Linked DNA regions of Homo sapiens: region 2 is linked to region 1. A link is a contact called in ENCODE Hi-C data. All regions are on one chromosome and are shown on one strand. Each heading gives the region's core, a stretch centred on a gene start or an enhancer-like site at or near the end of the contact. The rest is flanking DNA. Distances are from core to core; before and after follow the strand shown.

Region 1 (6,114 bases), core at 1,818-4,317:
ACACCTACTCTGAGCCAGACATTGAGAAACAAACAGACAATGGTCACTGTCCACATGGAGTTTACAATCTAACAATGGAGAGAGGCATTAATCAGTTAGTAAAACAAATCATTATTTGGATTAAAATTGTCATACTCACCACAGGCAAAGGAATATTATGTGATCTATTCCAAACCTCTAGACAGTGACTGTTAGAGGTCCAATAAATTCGGATGAATATTGAATAAGATTGCTTTGAAAGTAAAATGTGGTGGACTTAACCCTGTCTTGGTGGAGGCCAGGGAAGGCTTCCTCAGAAGGTGACATTTAAGCTGAGACTTGAAAGATTATTTGAGCCGACAGGAGGTAGGAAAAGCTTGCAGGGAAAGGGTGTTTTAAGCTGTGTGCCTACAGTGCTTGGCAAGGAAGAACCTTGGCAGATAGAAGGATAGAAAGTAGACCAGTAAAGTGGAAGCATAGATGGCAGGTGAGCATGAGTACATAGGGCGGCCCAAGACAAACTGAGGAGGCAAGAAAGCTATGGTCACCCATAGGTACATGAGCCATATAAAGATTCTCATCTTAATTTTAAAAGCAATATGTTGCCAGGAAAGGGTTTTAATAAGAAGAATGTCAGCAACAGATTTCCACTGATCACTGTAGCTAGAGTGCAGTCATTGACGAAATCAGTTACCAGTTGCAGCAGTTCAGACTTGGACAAGGATGCCAGCAGCAGAGAATAAGAGAAGTGAACAGATGAGTCTTGCTTAGGAGTTGAGTGTCTAGATATGAAGGGTAAGACAGAGTGATCAGTCAGGGTGCCTGTATTAGTTTTCTATTGCTGTGTAACAAGTTACTCCAAATGTAGCAACTTCAAACAACATCTATTATCTCACACAGTGTCTTCAAAGGTCAAGAAACTGGGAGCAGCTTACCTAGTTCTGGCTCAGTCTTTCAAGAGGTTGCAGTCAGCCTGTTGGCAGGTGTTGTAGTCATCTAAGTTCGGACTAGGGTTGGAGGAGCTGCTTTCAGTCTCGCTCACATGGTTGTTGCAGACCTTAGTTCCTTACCATGTGGGTCTCTCCATGGGACTGCTTGACACAGAAGCTGGCTTCCCCAAAGTGAGAATTCCAGAGAGACTCTGAGACAGGGAGGTGGTGGTAGGGAATGGGGAGAGAGAGGGGGTGAGGAGATAGAGAGAGAGAGAGAGAGAGAGAATGTGAACAAGAAGGAAGCTGCAGTGATTTTTAGGATCTAATCTCAGAAGTAACGCATCATCACTTCTGCCATATTCTACTGGTCACATTGACCAAGTCTGATACATTATGGGAGAGGACTACACAAGTTCATGAGTACCAGGAAAGATATCACTAGGGGCCACCTTGGAGGCTAGTTACCACCACCATGTGATGGCACTTTCAAATTAGGGTAATTTGTGAAATTTCTCATGCACACGTGAGTGGATGTGTATGAACAGTTTGTTTTCTTACAAAGGGACAATTTACAAAGATATGTGCAGGGATTAGGCAGACCACAAAGGGATCATGCAAGTTCCTAGAGCTCGAAGGAGAAAGAATTGTGGAGTGCAGGGCCACCTTGAGAGGAGTCATGCTGGGAGACACACACACAGCTATGTGCTGGAGCCACCTCATAGGACACATGAGAGCTGACTGCATCTTTTCCCAACTTGTATTCAATGATGTCACACTGGTAGCCTAAAATCGGTCATGGTGGGAATACGGTACCATGGTAATCAGCAAATACTGTAAACCAGAACTTTTTTTTTTTTTTTTGCAGAAAGCCAGTTAAACATTTACTAGCACACCACTAGGCATAGACAGACTGAAGCAACCTCTTAAGGTGGTAGCTAAGAGAACTCACACCCAGACCCTACTCTCTCAAGGCAGAGGGAGGACGAAACTCAACCAGGAAGCCAGAGAACACAGGAGCCACTCTACATGCTCTACACAAACCATCCCCTGGAAAAGATAGCAGGGTACAGACTAGAACCGCATAGTAAGGCTACCTATCATGAATGCACTCCTGCCTGGGTGACAGAATGGCTCTCCAGTGTCTTCTTCAAGCAAGTGTGTCGACAGTGATTCAAGTAACTGAAAGAGAAACCAACAAAGTATCATTTGTCGCAATATCTCAATTATTCTCTTTTAACCATCCTTATCACTCTTGATTTTCCACATCAGTGGGGGGAACTTTGGCAGACAATTGAAAATATCACGTTTTCCGGTCAGGTCAGTGAATGAGTTTTGCTTTGTTTTGGTTTTTATAAACAATGGAAACTGACCCTGGCTAAGTTAAGAGAGAAGAGAAAGATGTGGGACAGCTCCCAGAATGAAAAAACAACCTGAAGAGTGAGACTCAGAAAGAGCAGCCCTGGGGTAGAAAGTGGTTGATGATCTCTTCAGAGCATCATTGTTGAAATCCTGGTCCTTTTTTTTTTTTTTTTTTTTTTTTTTTTTACACAGTCCTTGACTTACCCTGCTCAAGATACACTAGTCTAGAATAAAATTTGATTGGCCAACTCTCTTGGCAAGAAGCAAGTTTCCTTAACTAGCAGTCCCACTGGGACTGCCACAGTGAGGAGCCATTAGTTCCCAACAAGCAACTCACAGTGCTCTTAGAAAGAGGAACAGGAGCTGGGAAGCCAAGGAGCAGCAAACGTCCTCAACAATCTGGGACACGACCTTGCTCCAAGGTCCCTCCTAAGTTGCAGGTGGAGGGGAGCAACATTCAGACCAGTAAACTGGAAGTAATTGAGAATTAGTTGTTCTTTTAAAATCTTCAGGCATAATGTCAATAATTCAGAATGCCATAGAATCTGACATTAGAAGAGTTAATGTTTAAAAATCAAAGGTATTAACTAAACATTGGAACTAAAATAAATAGGAAACTGGAAGAAAAGCTGAAATGTGCTCCTGTATAAAAGGAAAATCAAAGCCACTGTTGTGCCATATCTGATGACCACATAAGTATGTAAGCATTGTGAGTTTGTATGAGACTTTCTGGTACACATTGGTTGTAAATATGAGGTCAGAGAAAATTCTTGGCTTCGGCAGGACACAGTGGCTCAAGCCTAGGAGGCCAAGGTGGGCGGATCACATGAGGTCAGGAGTTCGAGACCAGCCCAGCCAACATGGTGAAACCCCGTCTCTACTAAAAAAACAAAAATTAGCCAGGCATGGTGGTGCATGCCTGTAATCCCAGCTACTCAGGAGGCTGAGGTATGAGAATCGCTTGAACCCGGGAGGCGGAGGTTGCAGTGAGTCGAGATTGCACCACTGCACTCCAGCCTGGGTGACAGAGTGAGGCTCTGAGAAAGAAGGAAAGGAAGGAAGGAAAGGAAGGAAGGAAGGAAGGAAGGAAGGAAGGAAGGAAGGAAGGAAGGAAGGAAGGAAGGAAGGAAGGAAATTCTTGGCCTTTAGGGCTGTGGGTCCCCCTGGTCTGCATTGTTCTGCTCTCTCCACTCCTCCAAGCCCTGCTGTCCTTCAAGACTCAGCCCACATGTTTTCCCTCTGAGTCTTCCTGGACCAAATCCAGCCCAATCCATGATTAGTGTTTGTCATCTATGCCTTGTACTTGGCACTTTTCAAATGTCCCCTTAGCTTGTTACACACATCTTAGGTATGAGTCCTGATCTTCATTTAAGGTTCAAGAATATTGGAGGCAGGATCTCTGTCTGACAATGATAAGTTGGCTGTTGGAGGTTTACTACAACTTTATAAAAACTTGATCTTTCTTTCTTTTTCTAGTTCCTCTTCTTCCTAACCTCAAAAATATGAACCTTCACAAACGCTTGCCCTTCTTCTCTCTTTTTTCTACCTCACAATGTTATGTGTTAAAGATTGATTAATGAGAGTATACATATGAAAGCCCAGGAAGGACTTAGGTGCAGATGTTTTAATTTTGTATGATGCCCTTCCCACTACAAGGTCCCCCAAGCACATGCACATCCCTGTAATGCTTACTAATATTGATAGTATTTGCCTCATGCTACATGTACTTTCTCAATGATCTCATCTACTTGGGTAGTTTCACTGTGATCTTTTAGGGGACAACTCCCCTTCTGCCTCCAGCTGACTCATCTCCCAGCCCCAGGCCTGTATTTCTGATCAGTTGTTCTGTATCCATCTCAGACTCAGCACATCCTGAATTGAACTTATCCTTCCATACAAGCCTAGTCCTTTTCTTCATGGAAGCACTGGATCTCAAGTCATAACTGTGCTAGATGTGAGTCATACTTGAAGTCTCAGAAACATTTCAGCTCCAGAATCCCCCTCTCACCCTCCCCTACCCAATATTGGTTGCCAAATCCTGGTTGAGCCTCCCAGTCTTCCTAACGTTCTATTTTTTCTGTATTCCCATGTCCGACCTTCATTAAATTTCAACTCCGCTCCCCCACAACCATAGATCCAAGCTTTTAGGCCTCCTGGTGTTACATGTCAACAAGCTATCCACAATTTGTAGCACCAACCAAGCTTTCTGGCCTCATCTCTTCTGTAATCCTCAAATCCAGTACCATCTCCTTATTTCACATTCCCAGAATACACCCTCCACCATCACACAATTAACTTGGCTGAAGCAATTTCCTTTGTCTTGAGTGGTCTTGCCACAAGGATCTTTATAATCCTGCATCCTCCAAGACACCTTAGAAATTTTACCAACTAAAATTAATTATTCCTTCTAATAGTAATAACTGCCCCTTATAGAGAACTGAATATGTGCCAGGGCCTTGACATACATCATCACATTTAATCCAGACCACAACCCAGCGAGTTAGTTATTATAGGTCCACAATCCCTTATCTAAAGCCATGAGGCCAGTTGTGCTTTCAAATTTAAAATGCCTTGTTTTTCAGAAGGGTAATACACTGGTATGTATCTCGGTTTCCCCACCTGTAAAATGGAGGATAAATACAAGCACAGTACGTCCCTTATGGGATTGTCGTGAAACAGGCAAGGTGTCCCTTCTAGAAGACCCAAGTGAAATTCCCATTCAAATGCATTTTTTGGGGTCTATTTGTTTGACCGTGATTTTGGCTTTTGAATAATGTGTTACTGGGGAAATGAATGGTTCTAACTTTACAGTTTCCTAGATGTAGCAGGAAGGTGATTTGAGCCTTCAGTTTCATTGCATGTTGTGTTTCTTTTTTTTTTTTTTTTTTTTGCAACTGTTACTTCTTTCTGCTACTTAGCCTAACCCCCCCCACCCTCCCTCCCCCCCTCCCCCCCCTCCCCACCATACTCAGCGTTTTCTATCAAAAGCCCAGGCCTCCTGCCACTGCAGTTAGAACCCTTTCTTCACTTTTCTGGCCTATTTTATTATTAATTCCTAACTTTCTCTGGCAAAAGAAAAATTATCTAGACAATGATTCGCTTCTTTGACAAAACCACTTCATGACAATTATACTAAGTTTTAGGAATTCAATGTAAGCATCACGAATACATTTTTTCCTTTTATATCACCATGGGTCTGGATGCAGAAGAGACCAAGAATTTAGCACTGGAAGAGACCTTGAATCTCAGCTAGCACATATGACCTGGGTTTGTCTAATTATCTATTATATTTGAGGAAATGAAGGAGCAGGAAGGTCTAGTGACCTGCTCAAGCTTGCATGACTAGTTAGCAAGACAACACTGGCTAGATCCTAGCTGATTTCACCCTGCATCTGCTTTCTGTCACTATTGATTAGTTTGTTTTTCCCAAAATTTCAAATAGAATCATACGGTGTGTGTTTTTTGTATCTGGCTTCTTTCACTCAGCATAATGTTTTCGAGATTCATCCACATGGTTGCATATATTGGAAGAATATGCTTTTTTATTGTTGAGTAATTTTTTTTGTAAAGACGTACCACAATTTATTTAGCCGTTCTTCTACTGATGGACATTCAGGTTATTTCCAGGTTTTGGCTATTATAAATAAAGCTGCTATGAACATTCTTGTATTAATATATGGTGTTTTGTGAACATATATTTTTATTTCCCTTGGGTAAGAAATACTTATGAGTAAGTTTGATGGGCCATAGGGTGGGCGCACATTTTGTTTTATAAGAAATTGGTGGTTGCTTTACATCCTCACCCACAGATGGGGTTGCCAGTTTTTTAAATTTTAGTTTTTCT
Region 2 (6,592 bases), core at 2,129-4,628, 260 kb after region 1:
AAGAGGACTTTAGAAAGTGAACCTGAAGAACTCTTATTTCTAAGGGAATCCAGTCAAGCTTGAGAAAATGAAATATTCTTGTGTGTAGTGATTCAGCTCAGGATATTGAAGTCCCTTTTAAAAATCTTATTTTCACCTGTAAAAATAGAATAAAAATTAATGGCAAGCCTGCGCCAGGTGCCTGCCCCTCCTAAGCACTTTACACGCACAGCTCATTCAACCTCACGTGTCGGGAGCATCAGGGAGCTCACCAGTCTCTTGAGGATCACAGGCCAATTGCTTGTCCTTCCCGACCCAAGCCCCACCCCACAGTGTCTTGCTCTCTTCTGATTTTACAGGTTTTTTGGCAGTAATACACATGGGAGTGAAATTGAAATCCTCCCTATTATTTTCCCTCTTTTCCTGGAAAGCCGTTTTTTGCCCTCACAATCATTCATTACTTCTCTAACTAGGGGGAAGTACTACAAGCTGTCCTCAGGTACTGCCCCTACGTGTGTTTCCCTGGGATGGGGCCTTGCTAGAGGTGATTCTGCTGCCCCAGCATTGGGAAGCAGGACCAGTGCATGTGCCCCATGCAGCCACGGTACATGGAAGCTGTCACTTGAGCCATCAGACCGGCTCAGCCCATGTGACCGGAGCTCTGAAGAGGCACACACGCATGCCCCGCACAGGCTGTTAGCACTTGTCGCCTCGCTGCCCTGGTCCAGACTACCCTTGCTTGCGTCAGTCAAAACTGTTGTAACTACTTTGAGTCTTTTCTGCATGATTGCTCTTTGAGAGAACTTTAACAAGGGAATTAAATTTAAAATATTCAAATATCTATTTTGTAGTTTATTACTAGAAGCTGCAGCCACTTACTAAGTTGTATGTAATATAGGACTGTGTGTTGGAAATGAGTAATAGAGCTGAATCACTCCATTTTCCCTTCCTAAACTTTGAGCTTGGCCTGCCGGCAGAGAGAGGAACACAGTATTAGGGCAGCAAAGGCCCAGGCGCCCAGCAAGCCTGTATGGGTTCTGAGATGGGTCTAGATGCGTTCAGACCTCATTCGGGAAGCAGAGTGTCCCCGTCAGATCACATATGTCCTCTACAGTCGCTCTGGCCTGTGACCTTGCACGCCACTCTACCTTCTCCCTCCCAGCCCACAGAGCCACTCAGAGGCTGAAGCCACTTCACAGCCCACTGGTGTTGAGAATCATCATCAGAAAACCAGATATGTCAAGGTATCCATTGCTCTTTCCTTTTCTCTCATCTGTGTGGGTGCTTGAATTTGGTGAAATGCGTTTAGCAAACCAACTGTGTGTTTGTAATACTGTGAATTCTTGCGTTTTGCATTAAGTGTCTCCCCCATTTTTGTAATTTGTAGAGAAATATGTGCTGGTGTTGGGTGTCTTCCAAGCATTTTATGGAAATGGAGGCTCCATTCCTTAGGAGTAAAAGCTGGCGCCAGCACTTGGCTCTTGTTCTGTCTAGGTGAACTCTCATAATTCTTGTTTTACCCTGTTGGATTTGCACTTTACATATATTTTTGCTCTATTACTTAAACATATAGCAGCTTTTACAAATAATGCCTAACATGCCTGCGCTGAGAAAGTGGCAGATCTACACATATCATACGCAGAGTTGTTCTCTACCTGATGGGGCAAAACCAACCACATGTTCTTGGTTCCTCCAAACGAATGACATTACTTGACATTACTGCCTGAGTGTATCTTCACAATAGCAAAATGGTTTGAGATTAAGCATTTGGAATCTTATGTCATTTTGTATGGGGTCAATCCACCATAACGTGTTTCTCATTTGGTTTTAATTATTTCCAGAAATCATAAAGTCACAAAACTGGAAGGGATCTTCAGAGATCTAGAGTGTTTCAAGCAGAAAACACATTAGTTATACAGGGCAGTTAGATATGGCTGAGATGTAAACAAGAGAATCTAAAAGAATGTTCAAGGAATAGCTGTTTTTGAACATTACTTAGTAATGGCATGAGTGGGAGGAGAGACTTTCAGCACCTTGAGACAGGGCGCTCTCTGGAACCAGCTTTGTTCCTCTTATCGAAAGCATATATGACAGTTTTTTTGGCTCCGGCCCTGTGGTGGGGGAGGTAATTATTGCCTTCATCCACATAAATTCCTTCCTATACATTCCCCTCAGACCACCCCAGAGGCAAAACTGAAATGGAAATCCAGTGGCACTTAAAATTCACCCTGCCCCGTTTGGCTGCGATTCCCAGGCTTACAGCACTGCCCTTATGGAATATCACATTTTCATTTTCTGAGATTCATTTTATAAAAGTAAAGGCCAGGTGCCATGGCTCACACCTATAATCTGAACACTTTGGGAGGACAAGGTGGGAGGATTGCTGAGCCCAGGAGTTCAAGACCAGCCTGGGCCACACAGCAAGATCCTGTCACTACCAAAAATTCAAAACTTAGTTGGGTGTGGTGGCACACACCTGTATTCCCAGCTACTCAGGAAGCTGAGGCGGGAGGATCACTCGAGCCCAGGAATTCAAGGATGCAGTGAGCTATGATTGCACTACTGCAGTCCAGCCTGGGCAGCAGAGCAAGGCCCTGAATAAATAAACAAAAGTATAATTTATTTTTGCCTGATATTAATCACTTCTTAAGGCCCAAATTTTTGTTTTTAAGCAAAAGGATAGCTCTAAGTGTGGGTTGCAGTTACTGGACATAAATATTCACTAAATGAGATTCCTTTGGTTATGGCTGTTCATAGAATTTTAATTCTATGTCAGTGTTCTTGTTCACTAAGATATTTCGAAGTGAGAGAAAGCATTTTACCAATACATTCTTATTTTTTCTCCTTTAAAATAATATTGAATTTTTCCTGGTACGAAGACAGATATTTATTAACTTGATTGGAAAACACAGAAATTAAGATCATGTTGAACACTGAGTTATCTAGATGATCCCTGAGATTTGAATGTTCATGTCAACCGTGTTGAGCGCTCACCAGCCACCAGGCTTTAGGCACTGGCAGTGCAAGGTGTCTGAGGCCCATTCTCAGGCTGGGCAGAGGTCACACAGTGAGTAAATGGGTCTTTTCAGTGCAATGTGGTTATGATAGAGGCATGCCAGGGTGCCACTAACCCAGCAGGTGTGGCAGGAGGGGCTTCACAGAGGAAAGGGACTTTGAGCTCAGTGTTAAAGGATGAGGAGTGAGTCATAAGGGGGAAAAATGGAAATGACTTTCCAGGCTTCAGAAACAGCATAAACAAACAAAGGCCTGAGAGCTGGAGTCAGTGTGGTGTGTCCAGGGATCACAAGTGGGCTGGAGCTGCCGGAGAACAGCCAAGTGGCTCAGCTGCCATCCCAGAATTGAGCTCGTCACTATCAGATGCTGCTGCTCCCTGGCCTCAGAGGAAAGCAGCACACAGCTCACCACGAGGGGTTTCCCCAGAGGCTCCTCCTGCAGCCAATGCTACTATTAGTTTATATTATAATAGTATCAGTTTCTTTTTCTTTGGAAATCCCTAGAACTGTTAACTGAAGGTGACTCAGGGTAACTAATTCTGGATCTTTGGGTGCACAGCCTCTCACTGGAGTCTGAGAGGAGGAGGTGGAGACTATCAGTGCACGGCCCGCAACCAGGAAGGACTCCCAGACTAACGCCAAAGGTGTGTTGGGCTCAGCTGCTCCACTGTGGAAAAGGAAAGCCCTGGCCCTGTGGCAGGAGAGGATTGTTCTAGTCAAGTGTGGCGTTGCACGGACAGGCGGTGCCGAGTGTTTGGGTGCAGACACAGGCAGCTGCTGCCCTCCACTTCCTGCTCTTGCAAGTCACAGATGATTCCAGTACAATGTGGGAGGTCCTCCTTACAGGGGCACTTGCAACAGGAAGGCAGAGAGTTTCGTCAATTCAGGTACAGGTCTGTCTGGGAGACCTGGCCCTGTGGAGGCAGGAACACCGTGCAGGGGCATGGCAGCGCCTGTCTTTGCTATCACATCATTTGCCTTTTCCTTGTAGGACCCAAAGATCTATGTCCAAAACTTAGTCCAGAAACATCTGCATTCCTGTTTAAACTTCAGCTCAGTTTCTTAACCAAGAACCACGTCAACCCTCCAGGGTTGTGGTTTGTATTTTTGCCTTTAAGCATTATCTCCTTTCCACCAAGAAGCCTACTTAGGTTTAACACATGAAAGCAGTGTCTAAAAATTAGATCGGTCCTAAATTGGAATGGGATGTCTTCCTTGCATGTCCCATACCAGGGAATTTTTTTAACACACAGTGTAGAGCCTTTGCCAGAGATGTTGAAAGGGAGATTAAAGGCTTGAGGGATGAATTTGATCATCATTCTTAAAGTCCCTTCCAATCCTGTGATTCTCTGATTCCCTGAGTCTCGTTTATTATTGGACATGCCTAGCCCATCACCAGTGACCTGCCCGCATATTGCTGGCTTCCCTTGGATAACGGAGAGCCTATCACCACATGCCTTTGTTGTCTTCCATCATATCAAGTGAGTTGCTTTCTGGACTTTTTCCATCTAGAGCCTGCTAGGTTTGGTTTTGAGAAAAGATGGTGAAGTTTCTTTTCATGAGTTTGTAGGGCAAAAAAAATTCTTTTTAAAGATGGTAAGGGTGGAAATTAATCATGGTACCATCTCATTAAAAATAGATACCTCAAAATGTTTACCTTTACAAGTCAAGAAGAGTATCTGACTTTCTTGGAAGTGTCAAGAATTGCAGGTTGGCTGAAAAGTTAGATTGAGAATCTGACCTTGTTACTTATGATTCTTTTTTCCCTTGGTTCTCGGGGATGCATGAGAAGGTGAGCTGTCACTCACAAAAAAAGGGAAAATGATTTGAAAAATGTTTCACATATACACTTTTTATCATTTTAGTGGATGGCAGCCTTACGTCAGTAGTATATGCCACTATGAAGTATGGCCAAAACCCTAGCGTCACTTGTAACCATTGTACTCTTATGGATTTGTGTCTTACACCATTTGCCTTGCTTTTTAAATGACTTTGTTTTTCAAGGTGCTGTCATTTTGCAAAAGGAAATCTTTATATGAAATGTACAAAAACCGTTACTAACTGGACAACAGGGAAGGTGCTGGCCCCACATTAGTGCCTGCCCACCGCTCTACTTCTAACCAGGGACACGGATCTTCCATTCTCTACATCCACCGGACTGCAGCCCAAGTCTGGACCTGGCTGCAGTGGGCATATTACCGTATGGATATCTTTTTCTTTCTTTTTTTAAAGTGAGGAGATTCTTCAGGGGGTCAGGCTGAGAATGTAATAAGCCTGACATTGGAACAGATTTCTCCCGTGTGGTCTAGCTGGACCCCTCCGGCATTTGCCACACTCCCTGCCAGTCCTGACATTGACTTCCTGAATGTGATTAGGTGGTAATGAGCAAGAATTTCCTAGGATATTGAAACATCTGTATCCAGGCCCCCAATCAAATGCTGCTGAATATTGTGAATGTTTTTACTCCGCTCACTTTCCCACTGTGCTTTCCTCTAACCAAAATATACGTGTAGCCATTACCAATGTACAACTCTCAATGCGGAGTTGCCGCCACGGTTTAAAATAAATCTCTGTGAAAACCTTTCTGCAGCTATGGTCCCATCACGGTTACATGTGGCCACGCACACACCGACAACCTTGCTGTGCTGTTTAGCCCTGTGGGTTCTGTCCAGTTGGTGGGAGGGGGAGGTTCCAGACCACTCCACCTGCTGTCTAGATGCCAGGGAGAGCTGCTGTTTGGAGGTGAAGATGAGCCCTGTTCACCACAGTCTAAGCACAGCACACGGGCTCAAGCCATGGAGCCCTTTTCCTTCATCATGTAAGTCAGCTTTTTCTTGTGCTTAGTAAACTTTTCCAGTGAGGAGAAATGACTTCGGGGCAAACACTGCCAGGGAAAGCCTCATTTAAAACTTGTGAGGTTCATTTTATGGAGAAGAAAAATAGGTGCAAAGGCACCAAGTGACCTGCATGCTATGGAATCACCGTTGAGGGGGTGGCTGGGTTGCCCCGTCCTGGTGCTGCCAGCACAGCGTCGCCCACACCCAGCATTGCTGAGGCCCATCATCCTCCTGCAGAAAAGGAGGCATGCAGTTAAATGGAGCTGGTGCTTGCTTGATAGCGCCTCCTTTTGTCAGAAAGACGCTGATGTTTCAGGCTGGCACACCCAGAAAAATCCCTTCCTTGTGGTCCTTGGCTGATGATGAGCCCTGGATCAGAGTGTCTCCAGGACCACTGAGAAGCTGCAGCCGTCTGGGTTTTCCTCTGCTATGGGGGATGAGTTACGTTTATTCCACCATGGACACCAAGAATGTATGTAGATGTATTCTAAATCTGCTCATTGGTTTTATTACAACTTTTCCTGGAGTCACTAAGAGGTAAAATGGTGTAAATTAGAGGTTTTATCAAAGTGTAGTACCAGAATGCCAGATGCATTACTGAAGCCACTCCTAATCTTAAGCAAATGTAAACTAGGCCTCATTAAATTGTTTGTGTAAATATGCATCGTCCCTTGGTTATGCTGTGCTTCTGGGACCATGCACAGTAAAGGCAGTGTCCAGCCCTCTCCTGGGGCGGGGGGGGGGGGGGGGTGCACAGCGCCA

The links. Hi-C counts contacts between places; a loop is a spot of excess contacts on that map. Pooled maps may share reads with other maps.
Region 2: a loop to region 1 is called in a map with no recorded cell type, with 5 times the contacts of the local background. The contact joins two enhancer-like sites. A Hi-C loop is called at or near these places in 2 of 37 single-sample maps with no recorded cell type and 9 of 50 pooled maps.

What each region holds. Positions count from the first base shown.
Region 1 is chr13:51,498,329-51,504,442 of GRCh38, forward strand. No RefSeq gene overlaps it. Among named protein-coding and RNA genes, the nearest start is that of INTS6-AS1, 48 kb to the left of the region's middle. RefSeq lists an enhancer at 4,172-4,321. Within about 2 kb of position 3,068, at least 3 of the 41 ENCODE cell types and tissues checked have a DNase peak (open chromatin) inside an H3K27ac peak, as active enhancers do.
Region 2 is chr13:51,761,218-51,767,809 of GRCh38, forward strand. It overlaps WDFY2 (WD repeat and FYVE domain containing 2), which reads left to right. Exons shown (of 12, transcript NM_052950.4): 12 at 1-6,492. It also overlaps a transcript of DHRS12 not described here. Among named protein-coding and RNA genes, the nearest start is that of DHRS12, 40 kb to the right of the region's middle. RefSeq lists an enhancer at 3,304-3,623. Within about 2 kb of position 3,379, at least 29 of the 41 ENCODE cell types and tissues checked have a DNase peak (open chromatin) inside an H3K27ac peak, as active enhancers do.